Regions from separate parts of the Mus musculus genome. Here region 1 is linked to region 2. Evidence: chromatin loops called from intact Hi-C (ENCODE). Cell type or tissue: heart. All regions are shown on one strand. Links, peaks and the distances in the headings refer to the core of each region. The heading gives the core; the rest is flanking DNA.

Evidence for each region. A loop is a pair of places that touch in the nucleus more often than their neighbours do. Peaks named below come from ENCODE experiments on the same cell type or tissue, not always from the same donor. Only the 100,000 strongest peaks of a DNase experiment are listed, where the experiment ranks them.
Region 1: a loop joins it to region 2, with 4 times the contacts of the local background. A loop is called at or near these places in 1 of 42 quality-filtered maps.

The regions. Positions count from the first base shown.
Region 1 is chr16:37,804,769-37,814,546 of GRCm38, reverse strand. The region is part of intron 2 of Fstl1 (follistatin-like 1); the gene reads right to left. Among named protein-coding and RNA genes, the nearest start is that of Fstl1, 33 kb to the right of the region's middle. In heart, for the core only: no CTCF peak of the experiment used is centred there; DNase peaks (open chromatin) are centred at 4,756 and 5,126; H3K27ac peaks cover 1,166 bases.
Region 2 is chr16:37,750,563-37,760,340 of GRCm38, reverse strand. No RefSeq gene overlaps it. Among named protein-coding and RNA genes, the nearest start is that of Fstl1, 22 kb to the left of the region's middle. In heart, for the core only: no CTCF peak of the experiment used is centred there; a DNase peak (open chromatin) is centred at 5,620; H3K27ac peaks cover 3,150 bases.

The DNA.
Region 1 (9,778 bases), core at 3,585-7,584, 54 kb before region 2:
TCTGCAAACTCCAGGTTATTCTTGTCTCCCATAAGCCCCCTTGCCTGCCATGCAGAGCTCTCATTGGTCTAGAACTCATTTGCATGCTCAGATCTCATTGGCTTAAATGCTGTTGCTAAACTAATTTTTTTTTTTAAAATGTTGCTAAGGAGAATTCAAAAAAGCTGGCAGACAGTGAAGAAAAGAGGAAGTAATTCCCAGAAGGGTGGAGGATGGATTTAGATCTTTGTTTCCTAAACAGAGAGGGGGAATAAAATTGAGCAAACTCTTCAGACAGACAGGGCTCTCCCTCTTGTGGGAGCTGTGTCTCCGAGCAAAAAGCAGAGCCAGAAGGGAATAGAAAAAGACAGTGCTGATTGTTATAAAAGACAATTCCAGTGGCCTCTTCAACTTCCCTGAGCTGAACACTTTAACCCCTGGGCCTATCACAGGAGCTGAAGATACACAAATGCACAAATCAGTGAGCTTTGGCATATGTCTGCATTCAAGGAAAAACTCAAATGTTCCCAGTGTGTACTTAACTAGTCCCTCTGATCCTTTAAACTACACATCTCCTCGTCTGTGGGGCAGGAGAAAATGGTGGGTGGGGGAGGGGGCGAGCATGATCAAGGGGACACCTTACAGGGCTGCTTGCAGAAGATCCTGCCGAGTTCAGAGCCTCATCTTGTCTCATGTGCATGTTTATTGTTTAGTTATTGGTGTGTGGGAGGGGCACACCAGTCAGGGCAAGTTTGTGGAGGTCAGAGGATGGCTTTTTGGGTGTGTGTGTGTGTGTGGGGGGGGTTCTCTTTCCATCGGGTGAGTTCCAGAGATTGACCTCTGGCCCTCTGGCCTGGCTACAAGTGTTTTTACCCAATGAGCTACCCCCTCTTCTCTCCTACTGTGGTAAATATTCCTAATAAACACTATTATGTGGAATCTGAATTCAACCCAAGTCATTTGCACAGGTAGCTCACTGACGTTATGTTTGGAGGAGAACACCTTTTTCTTTCACCCTAACAACTAGTACTTGAAGAGTGCAATTAAAAACGTGAATGTTTTCACACACAGCATTTCACCTTACTGCATGGCTAACCTGAGAAGAGCATGCATATGATTATTAGCTCCATTTTACAAACGAGCAATTTGAGGCCCCAAAAGGTCAAATAATTTGCCTAAGTTCCCCAAACTAAAAAGAGAGAGAGAGAGAGAGAGAGAGAGAGAGAGAAACCTCTATTCAGCCCACGGGTAACTAAGAATCCATTTGTAAACACCTGGCTTCCCTCAAAGTGACCTACTATGGTTGGTGCTACTTAAGCGCTCTATATGTTCCTAATTCCAGAGTCATATTATCCCTCTTTTACAGGTAGGAAAGCTGACTTGAGAGGCCCAGTAACAAAAAGCGATAGAGTTGGATGTTCCTCCAACCAAAGGCAAATGATTCCTTTATGTTTGGTTGATTCTTACATCCGTATGCATTAAGGTTAGGGAAACTATAATGGGAATATGGATGTTACAATAGCAAGTGTAAGGCGTTTAGATCCCATATGCAGCACTCATACCCAGCCCCCTTCTTTATCTGCCACGAGTATTCTCTTGCAACCCCCTTCCTTGGGTGCAGACATAAAACATTGAAGGTTAGAATTGTCTTGAGAATTAACTGAGCCGCGCCATGTGCTGTGTAACAGGAAGCGACTGTCACTACAGGGGGTGATTTATTTTCAGTTTCCCCTGCGAAATGATGTCACTGTCACCTTGGACTGTCATGTCCCCATTCTTCCCTGTCTCATTGACAGTGGAAAGGTACGCCAGTGCCGAACTGACAGGATGCAAAATGCAAAGGGCCCAGCAACCCCTGGAGGGCCTTTCATACAGCAGAGATGGAGGAGGCTCTGGTTATATAAGCGGTCTCTTTGCAGGTGATATATCTGTCAATAGGTGGCAATCTCTCTCTTTGTCTCACACAGCCCTGAGCCGCATTGCAGAAGAGCCTTCCTGGCTGCTGCAGCCCCGCTCTGTCCTTTCAGTGAGAAATACAGGCGTGAGGGAGAGGAGGGTAGACCCGCCAGGGACACAGGCAGAAGGATCTGCCAGTGTGGGAAGGCTGTCTATTCTGTGGTGCTCAAAGCCATTCCGTCACCTCCTCACAGTGAGTATGCTTGATTACAGACGTCAAGGTCAAAAATGAAGGGCACTTCCTCTAGGGAAGCATTTCTTTGTGCCATTCAAAGCTGTCCATTAAACCCCAACATCTTTGAGAAGCCAAAGTATTGGAGCCATTCCTTAAGGCTGTTGGAAAGTTCCTTAGAGTCATAAGTGGGCTTCTGTGGAGTGGCTGGTTCTGGCCAGAAAGTCTAAGGTAGTAACCTAGTCAGGGGTTGCAAAGGCCTTAGGCCACGGGCTGACATACTGATGCTAACTCAGCACCCACAACAGTGCGCGCCTCTGCAGACATCTGTGCTCACCATTCCTGTTCAGGTGTTGGCATTTTCAGTTGCATGTAACAAATGAGGAGTATTTGGGACTCAGAAAAGCTCCGTGGAAGCACCAGCGACAGGCAAGTCACGAAAGGGACACAAGTTGACCTAGTCCCTGAGTCTCCACAGTCCCTTCTCAAGTAAAGCCAAGAGAGGGTGCTGCAGGCAGAGGGGCCAGCTGCACGGCCTGGCACAGGGATGGCGTGCAGCTCTTTCACTATTTACACTGTTTACACTGTCATCAGTCATAATGACTTTTGGGAAAGATAACCACATTGGCCTGTGCACAGTCTCCATACAAGGTCTCAGGCATGTCCATTCTTACAAATGTGTGAACAGACACATAGACCTGAATGTACTCACGATGGATGAAGTATTAATAGGGGCTATGTTCTTTTTGTTTTGTTTTGGTTTGGTTTGGTTTTGGTTTTTTGAGACAGGGTTTCTCTGTATAGCCCTGGCTGTCCTGGAACTCACTTTGTAGACCAGGCTGGCCTTGAACTCAGAAATCCGCCTGCCTCTGCCTCCCGAGTGCTGGGATTAAAAGGCATGTGCCACCATGCCCGGCTGCGGCTATGTTCTTGAAGCATGAATACCTAGATGTAGCTTTAAAAGCCAACAAAACACTTGTATGGTGGCCCGTGAGAGACTGAGGCATGAAGATATTGAGTTAGGCTGTTGTGGGCTACATAACAAGATTACTGTCTAAAACAACAACAACAACAAACAAACCCAAAACTACAAAACAAAGCAAAAATCCCCCAAGCATCAACAATTAAAATAAATAAATAAATAAATAAATAAATAAACAAGTAATAAATAAATAAATAAATAAATAGAAACTCAACAAGCTTTCTGCTGCTGTTTTAGTTAGGGTTACTATTGCTGTGATGTAACACCATGACCAAATGCAACTTGGAGAGGAAAGGGTTCATTTGACTTCCACTTCTACATCTCTGTTCATCATCAAAGGTCAGGCCAGGAACTCAAGCAGGGCAGGAACCTGAAGGCAGGAGCTGAGGCAGAGGTCATGGAGGAGTGCTGCTTATTGGCCTGTTCCTCATGGCTTGCTCAGCCTGCTTTCTTACAGAACCCAGAACCACCAGCCCAGGGATGGCACCACCCACAGTGGGCTGGGGCCTCCCCCATCAACCACTAATTAAGCAAATTTGCTGACAGCCTGATCTTCTGGAGACATTTTCTCAAATGAGGTTCCCTCCTCTCCAGCTTGTGTCAAGTCGACATAAACTAACATAGCCTCCAATAGAAAAGCATTAGGAACTTGTAGCTAGGATCTTCCACCTTTGACTTGTCTCCATGTTGTCTTCTGAATGCATATGACAAGCTAGACTTTGAAGAGTTAGTCTCATGGCTAATTTCACACTACAAATTCTTCTGGGCCAATGAATGCCTTTTACCAGTTGACAACTTTCAGCTCTTGCATGTTAACGATGCTGTGTGATTGCATAGCAATTTTTAAATCAATTAAACTTATTTTAAAAATTGATGTGTGTGTGTGTGTATGTGTGTGTGGTGTGTGCATCTGTATGAGGATAACCTGTGGGTGCCCAAGGATGCCAGAAGAGGGTACTGGGTCTCCTGGAGCTTGAGTTACAGGTGGTCATGAGCCAGCACATGTGGGTTCTGGGAACCGAACTCTGGTCCTCTGGAAGGACACCAAATGCTTTTAAGCACTGCTTGGCAATCTTGGTGGGCTATTTTTCTTGTTCTCTCTCTCTCTCTCTCTCTCTCTCTCTCTCTCTCTCTCTCTCTCTCTCTCTCAAAGGAGCTTGACATTAAGCCCTTCCAGATCTGAGATCCTAACATAATGATTGCCCCAAGATGACATTCATTGTACCCTGGCCCTAGCCTCCAGCTGTCAAATTCAGTCTAGTTCCAATAAACCATTCTATCTCTCTACAAACCAAGGAACAGATCATCTTCAGCCCAAGGTTTTACAGACAGGTAATTATTATTATTATTATTATTATTATTATTATTATTATTATTATTATTATTATTTTGCATGCAAATAAAAAAGAAAGTTATTTGGAAAAAAACCCAAAAAACCAGTAGAGGCGATCCTGTGCCCGAGTCTCTGGGTTGAACAGCCCAAAATATACATTGAAAGGTTTCTAAAAAGCCTGTTGAGGTAAAACTGTTTCTGCAAAACATGGGTTCTGGCAAGGACGGACGTTCTTAAGCAAAGCTGTTCATGTTGGCTTAGTGCAGCCTCACTGTTTTGCCAGTTGGAACTGGGTCAGCAGCATGGTCTCTGTTCTTGCCCCCATCCCACTCCATTCCTCCTCTCACTCTGTCCTGCTTATGCCAAGGTGGATATGCAGCCCCATTTGCCACAGCTCTGTAGTAGAGCAACTTTGTTGACACGAGAAAGGGTCTCCTTGCTTCGTCAGAATTAGCCACAGAAACTTCACGAGACTATCAGGACCTCTCAGATGCTCTCCCGGAGTACAAGTTCATAAAAAAGCTGGAGAGTTTAGAGGAGAAAACGAAACCTCTTCCAGCTGCTAAAATCTAGCTGGAGCATCTGTCACATGACCCCATGCAGTCTCTGCACTTCAGCTTTGAAATGGAATGTGCAAGCCATCAATGGACGGGAAAAAGAAGGGGGAGAGCCGCTCTACAGCAGTTGGCCTGATTTGCCTGGCAGTACACGAAGCATTTGTGCCAACCCCACACTTAAGAGTCCTTTGCCTGTGTGTGTTCCCAGCCAAGGCCTTACCTCAAGTTTAAGAGACCAGGGCCACGTGTGGATTTCGGGAGGCCTAAAGCTTGAATGTTTGGGGCGGGGCTCTATAAGAACTTGCAAAAGTGAATGCAAACTGGAGCCCAGGGTTCTGGCTGGGAATGGCAAGCAAAAGCAAGGAAACAGATGCTTAATTACCATCCAGGTCGCTCCCACTTGCCATTTGCTTCATTGTTTCCGTCTTAAACAGAGCTTTCTAACAATGGCTTTGGGCCTTTTGTCAGCCTGTCCGTTAGAGCCCTGCAGAATAGCCTGCACACATATGGCTTATCTCAAGCAAGTGGCTTGCATACTTTGGCTTCCCACAGACCCACTCTTAGAGAACAGTTTTCACATTAAATGCCATTTGGGAATTCAAAGTTTCAGTTATACAAGATGAGAAGTTTCTGCAGACTATGTATGGTATTTTGTGAACTAAACTGTAATGGATGGTTTTAATTTGAAAAAAAAAAAAAAAGAGGGAACCTTAAATCTTCTCAGGGCAGGCACACAATAGTATCTATTACTTAGAGGGAACAGAAATGTTAGTCCATTTGGTTGTATATGAATTAAAAAAAACAAACAAGAATTTTCTGTGTACTTTTGTTTTTTGATTTTTGTCTCAAATACATATTTTTTTTGTATACCAGTCAAAGCTTAGACTACCTGATGAAACTTCCTAGCCCAGAACATTTATCTATTCGAAATTAGCCTAGTAGATCCGTACAAGAGATTCATTCTCCATTCTTTCAGCCTAAGGTTTGTACACTTTAGTAGCCAATGTAGGGCATATAAATAGTTCTCCAGGCTTCTTCAAATAAGGAAAGGAAGTGACTTCAATGTATTTAAGCTTAGATCTGATAAATGCCATATTGACTAAAGAATGATGACAGCACATGCCTGCAATCCCAGCACTTGGGAGGAAGAGGCAGGCAGATCAATGTGAGTTCTAGGCCAGCCAGGGCTGCACAGAGAGTTCTGCCAGCCAGGGCTATATCATGAGGATCTAGCTGTCTATGGTGGTGAGCACACCTGTACCTCCAGCTCTGAATAAGGAAGATCACCTGAGTCTAGGGGCTCCATACTCGCCTAGGAAGTAAAATGACACTGCCTCAAAACAAGCAAGCAAGCAAATGAACAAACAAAAAACCAATGAAGATAACAATCTGTGACCTACACGGCACGAGGAATATAGCATAAGTTTAAAAGGAACTGAGGGCATGGCCTCCATCTTTAAGAGGTTTCTAACATAGCTGGGTGCTGAGACAGGCATGTTGACACCTGTAATCCTGCCAAAGGGGGGCTTGTTGTACCCCCTGCAGTATGGCAGGGTCTACCCATAAGCCCTGTAGATACACGGAGAAACAAAGAAAGGACTGGGAACATGCTGAGACCACTCATGGGAGGAGGGTAGAGACATAATTAAAGGACATTTAAAACTTTCTAAAGAATATGGAGGTCTGCCAATATACTGGGTGTTGGGGAAGGAAGGAGCCATGGAGGCCTTTAGTCTTGAGGGACCATCAGGTGGAGGAAGGTCTCTGTCAGAGACCCAGCCTTGGCAAGAGGGTAGGGGGACACAAGGTAGGCAGAGTCAGGTATGGACACTAGTCTAAGCAGGCAGTAGAACATCCCCACTGGCAGCTGGAAATAGGGAAGGAGATGCACATCTGGATGTCATCTTGTAGGAGTGAGAGGTGGGGGAAGAAGAGCCTTTGGACTCAGGAGAAAGGGTGGGGGGGGGGGAAGGCTGAGGGCAGCTGTGGAGGGGCGGGAAAATCGGAAACAGAACCCAAGAACAAGCACAGCGTGTGCCCACCAGCCCACCAGGGGTCTCTGCGAGCAGAAAGGACACCTTCTCTCCAGGCAGATGCAGTAGCAGACTGGTGTACAGGGCTTGGCAAGCACAATGCAGGTAGGGTTACAGGCTCTCTCCTTTCTCTGTAGTCAGCAGCTTGCTCAGCGTGCGAGGGCTCTAAAGGTAAAGCTGCCAAGAGAGTAGCAGAGGAAGATTCAGGATCCTGGGAAGGAGGCTCTGAAGAATGGAAGATGAGTGAACGGTGACTGGGTAGACGCTGGGGTGAGGCGGCGAGAGCATTTCAGTGCTGAATCAGGCACCAAGAGGCAGGCTGGACCTAGGGGAGGGACCCTAGATATGTGCCTGCCGCCTATACAGTGTGACTCGGGGGAAAAAGCTTCATCTCTCCGAGCCTTCGTTTACCAACTTCCAATATACGGCGGCTGTACACGATGCTCAGTTCCCTTGGACTGTTTGAATTCCATTAAATAGCTAAAGGATTTATTACTTTATGCGATCCTGAATACCAAGTGTTTATCTCCCTAGGAAGAAATGTAGAGAATGAGTCTTTATAGACTTTTTGAGATGAGGGTCTCACTATGTAGCCTCGATTTGCCTCAAATACAGTGTGTGTAGCTCAGGGCTGATATTGAACTATCAGGACTTCTCTTGTCTCATCCCCCAGGGTACTGGGATGACAGGCAGGCCCACCATGCCCATCCGGTGCACTTGCCATCTGGATGGAATTTCAAGGATATTGTTGGAAGCATTGGAGTAGATTCCCATAGACTAAGGACTTCATAAGCAAGCAATGCTTTCCCATTTTCTCCGGGGTCACTCTGGAGTAGCACTTCTCAACCCGTGGGCTGCTACCCCTTTGGGGTTGAAGGGCCCTTTCACAGAGGTCACAAAAGACCATCCTGCATACCATATATTTACATTATAATTCATAACAATAGAAAAATTACAGTTATAAAGTAGCAATAAAATTATTTTATGATTGGGGGTCAGCACAACAGGGGGAACTGTATTAAAGGGCCATGGCCTTAGGTAGGTTGAGAACTACAGATCTAGAGGAAACAACAATGGATACCCAAGTGGGCTGACTTCACTGGTGAGGAGCCTGCTGGAACTTTCTACCCCACTCGTATGCTGCTAATGTAGTTTTAATTCTGCCTACATTTGCCTTGTATGAAAAAAGGGGAGGGGGGAAGAAAGGGAAAAAATGGCTAACGGAAATTCACTGGAGATTCAGTCTCCTTTTCTGCCAGGAACCTGTCACTGAGGTATGTCCTGTGCTGCCAGGACTCACATTCACTCTGCATTCATGCTCCAATTATTTCCACATGTAGTTCAAGAAAAATGGTTGACTGAGGGTCTCATTTGCTTTCTTCTTCTTTTTTTGTAACTTCCCCCACACCTAAATTCCCAATTCTCTCAATTCTGACTGGTGAACACTCCAGGGCAGCTGGCTGAGTGGTCCCAGACAGCCAGTTTTAGAAGCATCCCCTGCAGGGACAGCCACATCTGCAGGAACATCCCTGCTTGCTCTCTGTCCTCCATCCCAAGCAAGCTGACTCTCCATCTCCCCAGGCTTTCCCAGCCAGGAACCAATTAGCATTCATTCTTCAGAAATCTCAGTGGAATGCAGAGTTCATTGCTCTGATTTGGTGGGAGGAAGTTAAGAGATGGATAAAACCAAGAGCCATCTTGCTCCCCGTTAGTCAAGTCAAGCACTATCTGGGTGTTGCTGGCAATACATGCTTCCCAGGGAAGGAATTGGCTGTGGCAAAAGAACCACAGTGGCTTCCTTGTTTAGGGAGTAGCTTATTCTACTCCTCACACCTACCTGCAGCTTAATTCCATTATCCCAATTTGCACATGGCTCCCTGTTTTAGTCACTATGTCACTGAGACACCATGACCAATGCAACTCTTATGAAAGAAAACATATAATTGGGGGTTCACTCACACTTTCAGAGGTTTAGTCCACAATCATCATGGCAGGGACATGGTGGCAGGCACACATGGTTTGCAAGCAGGTAGAGTGACTCTGGGTTTAGCATAGGCTTTTGAAACTTCAAAGCCCACCCTCAGTGACACACTCCTTCTGACAAGGCCACACCTTTTAATCCTTCTAATCCTTTCAAATAGTGTCACTCCTTCATGACTAAACATTCAAACTTATGAATTTATGGGAGCTATTCTTATTCAAACCACCACAGTTGCCTATTCTGAAGAGAAGCCATTGTCCTGCAGATTGGTTTCCATTGGACCTTTCATGGGTTGGCTGCCTGACTTTTATCTATCAGCACGTACTTAGACACATTAACAAGTGCACAGCATATATGATCTTTTCCTCTCTCTTATGTGACATCACTGTTTAATGAGGCCTTGCCATCCTTGGCCTCACTGCCCAGGATGCTCTTCCTTCAAGACTTCCTTCTTGACTGTAGAGAGTAGGGTGAGGGACCTGTGAGTAGAGTGAATGGCCAGGGCAGATTAAAGGTATAAGGTAGACTAAAGTACTAAGCTCCTGAGGTATTTCATGCTGAAATGAGAGTGTTGCCCTTTGTAAGTGTCAGTGCTATAAGATACTGCTGGATGCTTCTTTAACCTTCAGATGGGCAGAGAATGGCCCATGAGACCAGCTTTAAAAAACACCCTCACCATGTGGGAGGTCTGCTTTACTGTCTGCTTGTCCAAGTCCTTCTTGTCCTTCAACATTTAGCTCAGGCTTCACCCTCAGTGAGCTTTTCTTTTTGATTAGTGAGAATTC
Region 2 (9,778 bases), core at 3,197-7,196:
ATAAAAAGCTGCCTGAATGAGCCATGAGGAGCAAGCCAATAAGGAGCACTCCTCTGTAGTCTCTGCTTCAGGTCCTGCCTTTGCTTCCTCCAGTGACAGACTGTGACCTGGGACATGAAAGCCAAAAAACCCTTTTTTCCCCCCAAGTTTTATCACAGCAATAGAAAGCAAACTAGGACAAATAACTCTCTCTCTCTCTCTCTCTCTCTCTCTCTCTCTCTCTCTCTCTCTCTCTCTCTCTCTTGACGTAAGGGGAGGTGTTGAATCCCTAATTTGTTCTTGATTGTGTTAATAAAGGAGGCAGAAGCCAATTGCTGAGCAAAGGGGAAAAGCTGGAACTTCTGGGTCCCAGGAGAAGGGACATTGGAGAAAGATCCCTCCCCCTCCCTCGCCCCAGACCAGGCTTTGGAGGAAGCTGTGCACATGTAAGTGTTGGGAACTCTAGAAGTTATAGCCTCTGCCTTGAGTGGGGATGGAGGGAACTAGTTGATAAGATTATAGCAGGAAACTCTTTGCCCAGCCATTGAATTACCTGGCATGTTTTAAAATAATAAAACTGTCTAGTGTTTTCCATCCGCAGCACTAAGGTGCACAGGAGGAGAAAGAGGGCAGCTGGGGCTGTTATTGGTGGCTTTGCGAAGCTAGCTGTGAGGGACTGGGGCAGCAATAGCTGCTCCCAGGAAAAAATGGCCAACTGGCTGTGGTGTGATCCCAAAGCTAAGCCGTGAATGAGTGCAGACTACCAGAAAGGCAGAAGCATGTTTTTGTTTTTGTTTTGCTTTGTTTTTTAATTACATGCAACAGATAGATATTAGACATTCTGTATTTTCCCATCTATTTTGGTTCCCACCATCTGAAGGACCAATCTGGAAAATTTCAAAAGATCCTAGAATTTCCATGTCAAAGCCAAGGTTCTCCTCTATGGATAGGTGGGATATGTATCCTTGCTGAGTCTTACTAGCCTGTAACATCTCACCTACCTACCACTGGAGTTGGATGGGGAAGCCTCAACCGTCTGAACAGAGCTGGGTCTTGGAGGGTCAAGCAATGTCCCTAAGACACTAGGATGAGTTTTAGTGAAGCTACATGCAGAAGAGTTCACTCATAGATGAGAACTTCAATCCTTCAATTCAAGTCGATTTGCTTTTATTTACATATCCAGACACCCCAGTTGTCAGGCTCTGGGCTAGCACAGAGTAGGAGAATGACAGCAGGGATCTAACTGTAGGTTGTAAACAGAAAAGCTACAGATAACACAGTAGCAGTGAAGGACTGGAAGAATACCAAAGGCCAGGTATGAACATTTATGGCAGCAATGCTGACCGGGAACTTTAGTGTATGTGAACTTCTTACTTGTTCTTGTTTCTAAATCTAAATCACAGTGTCTTAGGGATCAGTGAGATTTTAGGAGGACCCAATTAGATTAAGACATATGAAAGTTATAATGCCATAATATATCATAATAATAGGATTTTATGCCTTAGGGGCATTGGATTTTGATAACTAAAATTCAAGATTTGGCACCTGTGCTGTCCAGTTTTATGTCAACTTGAAATAAGATTAGAGTCATTTGGGAAGAGGGAACCCCAACTGAGAAAATATCCTGGCCAGAATGGCCTGTGGACAAGACTGTGGTACATATGCTTAATTAGTAATTGATGTGGTGGACCCAGTCTGTTGTGGGTGGTGTCACTCCTGGACAAGTGGTCTTGGGGTATATAAGAAAACAGGCTGAGCAAACTTTGGGGAGGAAGCCAGTAATTAGCATTCCTCTATGGCCTGTGCCGTAGTTCCCGCCTCCAGATTCCTGCCCTGACTTCTGTCAGTGATGGATGTGGCATGGAACTGCATAAAGAAATAGATCATTTTCTCTCCAAGTTACACTGGTCACGGTGTTTTATCATAGCAATAGAAACACTGAATAAGTCAGGAATGATGTCCATATCTTTATTTTCTTGTGGAAATCATAATGGTTTGAAGTGTGTCCTTTTGACATTCACACTGAAGCTCTGACCCTCATGTACCTCAGAATGTGACTACATTTGTCTTAGAGAAGCAGCCAAGCTAAAATGAAATTGTCGGGGTTCTAACTCAATTTAACGTGTCCCTGGTTCTAAGGGGACATTTGGACATGTAGAGACACCAAAATGTATGCCTGTAGAGAAAGGGCCAGGCAAGGACACAGTGGGAGGATTGTGGCCTCAGAGGGAGCTCAGTCTGCTGCTGACCCCTTTATTTTGGACTTCCAGGAAATTTTTGTTGTTAAAGCTGCCAAGCCTGCTGCATTTTGTTATAGTTTAGGCCTACCAAACTCTTGCAAAGGTTATTTTTAAACCCACACACTAGGAATGGACTTCACTGTTATTTATACTGTAGGATGGAAAGCTCTAGAAGGTTTGCAGTTTCAGGGCTGTCCAGTGTATTTGCCATAGTTTCTGGGAAGACACGGGATAGTAGCTAAGGCTTTTCACTTGGAGATGTGGTTTGATACAACAGGAAGAACACAGGCTTTGTATTCAAATTTAGGTCTGCCATGCAGAAGATATGTTGTGGTTGTAAGGGCCTTGCTATCTCTGAACCCCAGTTTGCTCAGTTATGTGACACAGATTAGTTAGCTGTACAAGACATGAATATACATCATCTCAGGTTACATGTATAAAGTCCCTGCTCTGGGCCTGGCACATAATAGCAGGTATAAACACAATTCTCTTATTATTTCTGTGGAGTAATATCTTGACCTTATGTCCTTCAAAAAGCTGAAGTGTCAGCTTCTTTTCTGTGTTCAAGGTAAGGAAGCTGTTTTAAAAATAGTTTTTTAGCCTCATGTAATGAGACTCCAGTATCTTGGTGGTGACAGGGGCAAACATTCAGTATTCACAATGGTTGTTAACTAGAAGTGTTCTCCAAAGACTGTCAGTGGCTGAGATTACAGTGTCAACATTCTTTGTCCTCCAAACTGTTCCCAGCTTCTATTTTAGTCCATTCAGGGAACCCTAGCTGTCTCACACATGCTCTCTACAGGGACCTTTAAAAAACAAACAAGTGTATTTTACTGTTTTCTAAAATGCCAATGACACGTGTGTATGTGTGCGCATATGTGTATATGTATGTGTGTGTGTCTGTGAATCTGTATGTGTGCATGCACATGCGTGTGTGTGTGTGTGTGTGTGTGTGTGTGTGTGTGTGTGTGTGTGATTTTTAAATCAAGGAATCACCAGATGCTCCAGATTAAAAGAAATAATACACAATGAATTTGGTCATCTGGCCACTGCTGTCCTAGGGAAGGCGTCCGAATGATAGTGATGGACAGCTGGGTGGCAGAAAGACTGAGGAGTGAGACAGTGAGGTACACACAGCAAAATGGATGAAGAAGAGCCAGGTCTGGGCAAGCTATGTCAGGGATGGATTTTTAGAGAAAGAAAGAAGGTCCTGAAGAGGGTGAGATTAAATCGCAGATGAGATAAGTGTCATCGAAGAGATAGGAGGGACCAGCTCTTGGGGCCCACATAGGCAGCAGGTCACCTAGGGCCAGGGGGATTGGGAACTCTTACTTGGGGCAGGCAAGGGGGACAAGAGTTAGGATATTTAGGTCAGTTTAGAGGAGGGGGGAGGGGTCAAGTTAAGCTGTTCCTGTCTGGTAAACTATTTTTATGGGAAGGAATGTTGGGATGGAGGGGCAGGCTAGAGAGGAGGATGAAGAGATTACACATGGTAAGATGGAGGGACAGGCTAGAGAAGACGATGGAGGAGGCTACATGGATCAGACAGTGAGTAGGGTCATTAAGGGGGACCGGTGAAGTCATGGCAGGTCAGGGCTGAGGGCCTGGCTGAGGTTGAAAGAAAATGGGTATATAGGGACAATTTATGTTACTAAAGGTTTTGTTTTGTTTTTGAGTAACATAAAGAAGAAGTATTTAAGGTTTTGTTTTGTTTTGTTTTGTTTTAAATGTAGGCAGACAGATCATAAGAACCAGATGACCAGAGAGTTTGCTGTGAGATGGATCTCCTAGTGATATTAGAAGCAACACCTCATAAAGGCTCATTAACATGACTGCCCAAACATGAGCTGAGCAAGGAGGACAGCAATGGACGTGTCAAAGTGGACAGGGACAAGCCCACGAGTCCTCAACCCAACACAAAGAACTGAGGAAAGCTAGGACTGAGAGAGGAGATCTTCCCCGGGGAAGAGTACAGCAGCTGTTGTCCAGTGGCAAATGCTCAGCTCTGAAAATATACACACAAGTAACATTACACAGACTCAACAGGTTATATTTAGGAATATATGTGTATATACACATACATACATACATACATACATACATACATACATACATGCAATAACAATTAGCGAAAAAGAAGCCATGAATTTGGAGAGTGGGGAGGGGTATATGGGAAGGCTTGGTGGGAGGAAAAGGATGGGAGAGATGTTGTAATTATAATCTCAAAAATTAAATTAAAAAAATAGGTTTCGAGGATGATTCAGCAGTTTACAGTGCTTGTTCTCGATGCAGATCTGGGTTTGGTTCTCAGCACCTTCACGGTGGCACATAACCATTTGAAACTACAGTTCCAGCGGATCTAACACTCTGTTCTGGCCTATGCAGGCACCAGGCATGCACACGGTGCACAGATACACATGCAGGTAAAACACTCATACATATAAAATAAAAAACAAACAAACAAACAGAATCCTATGATGCAAATGAACTTGGTTAAATCATAAGATGATCACCAAGGGAGTTCACTAAAAGAACAGCGTAGAGCCGGACACAGTGGTGTATGTCCTTAATCCCAGCACTCTGTAGGCAGAGGTGGATGGATCTTTGTTAATTCCAGGTCAGCCAGGAATACATAATGAGACCCTGAAAAAGAGGAAAGAAAAAAGAGTAAAAAGAGATTTCATATATATTTTATATTTTCATATTTTATATATATACACACACATACATATATATACATACACACACACACATACATATATTTATCTGATATATATCTATATCAGATAAGCAATAATGGGAATGCTTTTCAAAGCAACATTCTCCCTGAACAAAGAAAGCTTGGGGACTTCACTGGGTGTCTGTACAAACTCAGACACATTTTGAACCATGCCTAGCTCAAGGTCATGGACAGGAACACAACCATGGTCCCCTGGAATACTTTGTTCAAGCTTGTTATAAAGATGGCAGACACGAATGCCTCTGAACTTGTTCAGTTTTCTCCAAAATATTTTCGTTGAAATGAAATCAAGGCACACCAAAGGGGTATTAATGAAGGAGTTTCCCAACAAAGGTGTTTTCTTCACTTACTAGTTAGCAGGGCTACTGGCAATGAGGCCCAGCAAAGGATGCTAAATGGGGTCCCCTTAAACATATACCTACTGAAGCCCGTATAAAGAGGGAACCGTCAGTACTGGTCTCATCTGTGTGTACCCAGCTGGCTCACTGTGATGCTGACTGCTGATGTGAAGGGGAGACTGGAAGGCTGTAGGAAGTCCTTCATACTCTGTTCCTGTCAGGGCAACCAACGAAAGCTTCGGGAGATGACCCGTGTTTCTGGTTTCTGTGATTTTCCACACTTCTGAGCTGAAGCTCCCAGTGTCCCCCTGGAGACAGACAGTCCCCAGGCTGGGCTCCATTCAGCGGGGCTTCCCTTCCTGACACCCCTGGATCCAGATAACCCTGGCCTCTCTCTTTTGTTCTTTATCTCTGGAGAGTACAGCTGCTTCCTGAGAATTTCAGTATGAGCCAACTTTCTCCTGGTAACCAAGACCTGCTTATCCAGTTTGCTAAGTTAATGTCTTCCTGAAAAGTCACTGTTATGCCTTCTGGTTTTCTCTTTTTAAAAGTTAAACCCTGATCATAGTGTCTCTTAATTTTCCCAGGGCTGCCACAATCAAATGTCACAAACTGGGTCTTAAACTGCAGGCCTTCCTGCCTCAGCTCTGGAGGCCACAGAAATGAAGGTGCCCCGCAGGGCTGGCTTCTCTGAGACTGTCAGGGAGGAGTATGGCATGGGCTGGCATCTTTGATTTTTGCTGACCGTTTCCTTCCTGGGTTTATATAGACACAGTCTTTATAACTGGGTCTCTCCAAATTTCCCACTTTTGGAAGGACACTGACCATATTGGATTAGCACTCTATTTCAGTTCAAATTCATCACCTCCATAAAATAAGGAAGCATGCTGAGCTAGAGTGACTTGGGTCTTGAACATATAAACATGTAGGGGTGGTTCTGATGCTAAGGTCCTGTTTCCCAATTGGTTCTTGATCTATCAGTAAAGAAGCCATGGGCCAATTGCTGGGCAGAAAAAATGGGTGGGACTTCCAGGCAAGCTGACAAACACAAGGGGAGGAGGGGAGGGGAAGAGGGGAAGGGAGGAGGAGAGGAGGGGAGGGAGCTATGCTTCTGAGGGAGAAAAGGTGACAAGTTATGTGAGTGGCCACAAGCAGCTCCTACAGGCAGGTGGTTGGGGATGTTTAGCTGGGAGTAGATTTAACTGAACAACTAAAGTTGAGGGCAGGTGGCGAGGTGCAGAGCTAAGAGTATTGATAAGGGCACACTTCTCCAGGCAGGAGATAAGTAGTGCCCAGCAATTGTGCCAAAAAGGCAAGTTCAAATTGATCAACTGTGTGTATCCATGTTTTTCATCTGTGGATTCAAGAGAATCTGGGTGTTGCCTGGTAGCAGGGCCCATTCCCGGAGCTTAGGCCAGGTAGCAAAGCTGCACACAACATAAATAGTGGGGGCTGGGAACTGATAGTGAGGACATACTATGTGCCAGTCAGCCTGGTGAACAGCAGTGAGAAAGAACACTGTACTTAAATCACAGTCAGCCTGCTCTTAGGTCCTTCAGCAAGTCACCAAATCGCTTCAAGTTTTGTTTTGTTTTGTTTTGTTTTAAAGCTTCTATGAAATGAACAGAGTAATTCCTATTTTAAAAACCAGACACTATAAAGAAATCTATTTCTCCATCTCTCCTTTCTCTTCCATAGCTCATTCTATTTTTCTTACTTTATTTTAGATGAGAAGGTAGAGTCTGTTTGCTCATAACTCACTCTGGGACCTGAATAAGGGCTGCACTGATCACTGGGAATCCATACTTCCATTCCCAGTTCTCTGCAAATGTTTGCTCTTCTGGATTTCCACCCCCACCCCCACCCCGCCCCAGCCTGCTTTTGCTAACCCTAACTCATTTTTTTTTCTGTCCTTTTGTCACAGTCTGGGTGTGTCTCTGCTACAGACCCCACTTTCCCAAGCAAGTCTCAGCCAAGTTTCCTGCTGTTGGCCACACCCCTGCTTCTTGATGGACAGAGTGCTTTTCCACATACTTCTTTGTTAAGAAAGACTTGTTCCTGGCCTCTGACAAGCTGGGAGTTGCTTAGAATATAAGGGTTTGCCTGTGAGCAGCACCACTAAGTATAGTCACTGGAAAATTCAGCGTTTGGAAACAGAAAAGCATTGCTTAAAGGAGATTTTGAACACCTTCCATCATGTAGGGGTCGCGTGAATGTCCTCCATAAACCTGCATTTTATATTTAGAAAAGAAATAGGTTTGTTTGTTTGTTTTTAAAGTAGGAAGGGAACTTTTAAAAGCAGCGGTTCTTGTTTTGTTTCTTGGTTTTTGGTTTTTGTTTTTGTTTTTTTAGACAGAATGTTGAGACCTCCTGCTTCCTCACTGCTGGAATTACAGGCACAGGCTACTGTCTAGTTCTCCAACTTAACCTGCCTAGGACTCACCTGAGGGTCGTGTTAAGTATGGGTTCTAGTTCCCAGGGTCTCCCACAGCTTGAGATTCTGCCACATTGAGTGGTATCAGATTTTTGAGACCTCAGGATTGATATTCTCCAGCAGAGCTTCACTTAGAACCATCCTGAGGGCTTTAATAGAGAGCTGTGCCTGGCTCCCAGCAGGCAGACCTGCTGATTTAATAGGTCCGAGGTAAAACTTAGACATCACCATCTCTTTTTAAAGCACCCGAGTGATTCTAGAGTGCAGCCTGGACTGGAAGGTGTTGCTCTGGCCCATTCCAGACTTCAGTGTGTATTTGAGGAATCAGGAGGTATTAGATTCCTGGTTCAGCTGAAGCCTGGGATGCTGGACTGTCATGTCAAAGATGCTGTTCAAAGGGCCACACTGACTAGGAGTGGTCTGATTTGGTGTTTCTTAAATTAACTTTGGGACGGTTAATTGCTCGATGTAGGGGCTGTGTTCGAGTTGTGAAATATTTAATAGCATCTCTGACCTTTACCAGTTGCACGCACCCACCATGCCCATTTGGGGCAGGTAAATACGTCTCCAGATATGGTCAGATATCCTGAGTGGTCAGAATAGAGGTGATGGGACAAAGTCACTGTCATTACCATCATCACTTACTATAGCAGTCTAGTCCAACATTCTAATTATACTGGCTAGTTTTTATGTTAACTTGATGCAACCTAAAGTCACCTGAGAGGAGGGAACCTCAATTGAGAAAATGTCCCCGTAATATCTGGCTAGAGGCAAGCCTGTAGGGTGTTTTCTTAATTGGTGATGGGGGAGGGCCCAGACCATTGTGGGTGGGGCTACTCCTGGGCTGGTGGTCCTGTGTTCTACAGGAAAGCAGTCTGAGCAAGTCATGAGGAGCAAGCCAGTAAGCAGCCCTGCTCCCTCCATGGTCTCTGCATCACCTCCTGCTTCCAGGTTCCTTCTCTGCTTGAGTTCCTGCTCTGGCTGCCTTTGATGGTAAAGTATGATATGGAGTATCCAATTTCCTTTTGGTCATAAAGACCTTACTAAGATACTAATTTATTAGAAGTAGAAGTCCAGAAAGTCCAGTGTTGCAATGTTCTCATCTTCTAAGGAGCTCATTACCTCCAGATATTAGAAGCCTGACAAATTACAAAGCTAACCGTTGCCTTAAATAGTTGGTAGATAATTACATCTCTCGAGATGCCTGTATTTGAATTGTCAAGACCTATTGTATCAGTCTCTTTCTCTGTACTGTAATGTGATACCTGAGGCAACTAACTTAAAAAGAGAGAAGATTTTTTTTTTTGATTCACAGCTTGGGAGGTTCTGATTCAGACTAAGGTGGCCCTATTCTTTGGGCCTCTGAAGATGACTGAACATCATAGCAGAACACATGATTGAGCAAACAGCTCGCCTCACAGTTGGCAAGCAGAAAAACTGACAGGAGCTCCTCACCAAGGACCCTACCTCCTGAAGGAGCACAGTACCTCCCAATGGTGGTACCCAAGGGACCAAGCCCTTTACACATGGGCCTCTGAAGGCCACTATGGTTATTTACATTGTAGCCCCTCTGAACATTTCTTTCTGGGCATCATTATGTGAAGGTTTATTTCAGCAAAGCTGTAATGTTTTAAATAAACTTTTAAAAATCTGCAAAGAGCTTTCATGTATGAGTCATTGTATGGATGGATATACATTTTAATTGTCCTTCGGTGAATAATGGAATAACTGGGCCATCCGATGGGTTTATATCAGTTTTAGTAAAAAGTCACAGTTGAATGTTTCTTAATGAAGAAAAACAAGCTTTGAGACAAGGACTGTGGCATGGGGAAGCCTGTCTCTATTATCTCAGTTGACCCGATGTAATCCTGAGTGTTTACAACAGGGATTCGTTGGTGACAGATTTAGGAGAGGGATGAAAGTAGAAGTGGAAAAGAAATAAGAAGCTGGAAAATAATGCAAAGCCCTTTGAAGATGGCAGAAGAGACTATGAGTCAACGAATACAGGCAGCCTAAGAAAGCCAGAAAGCTCAGAGGGCAGACTGTC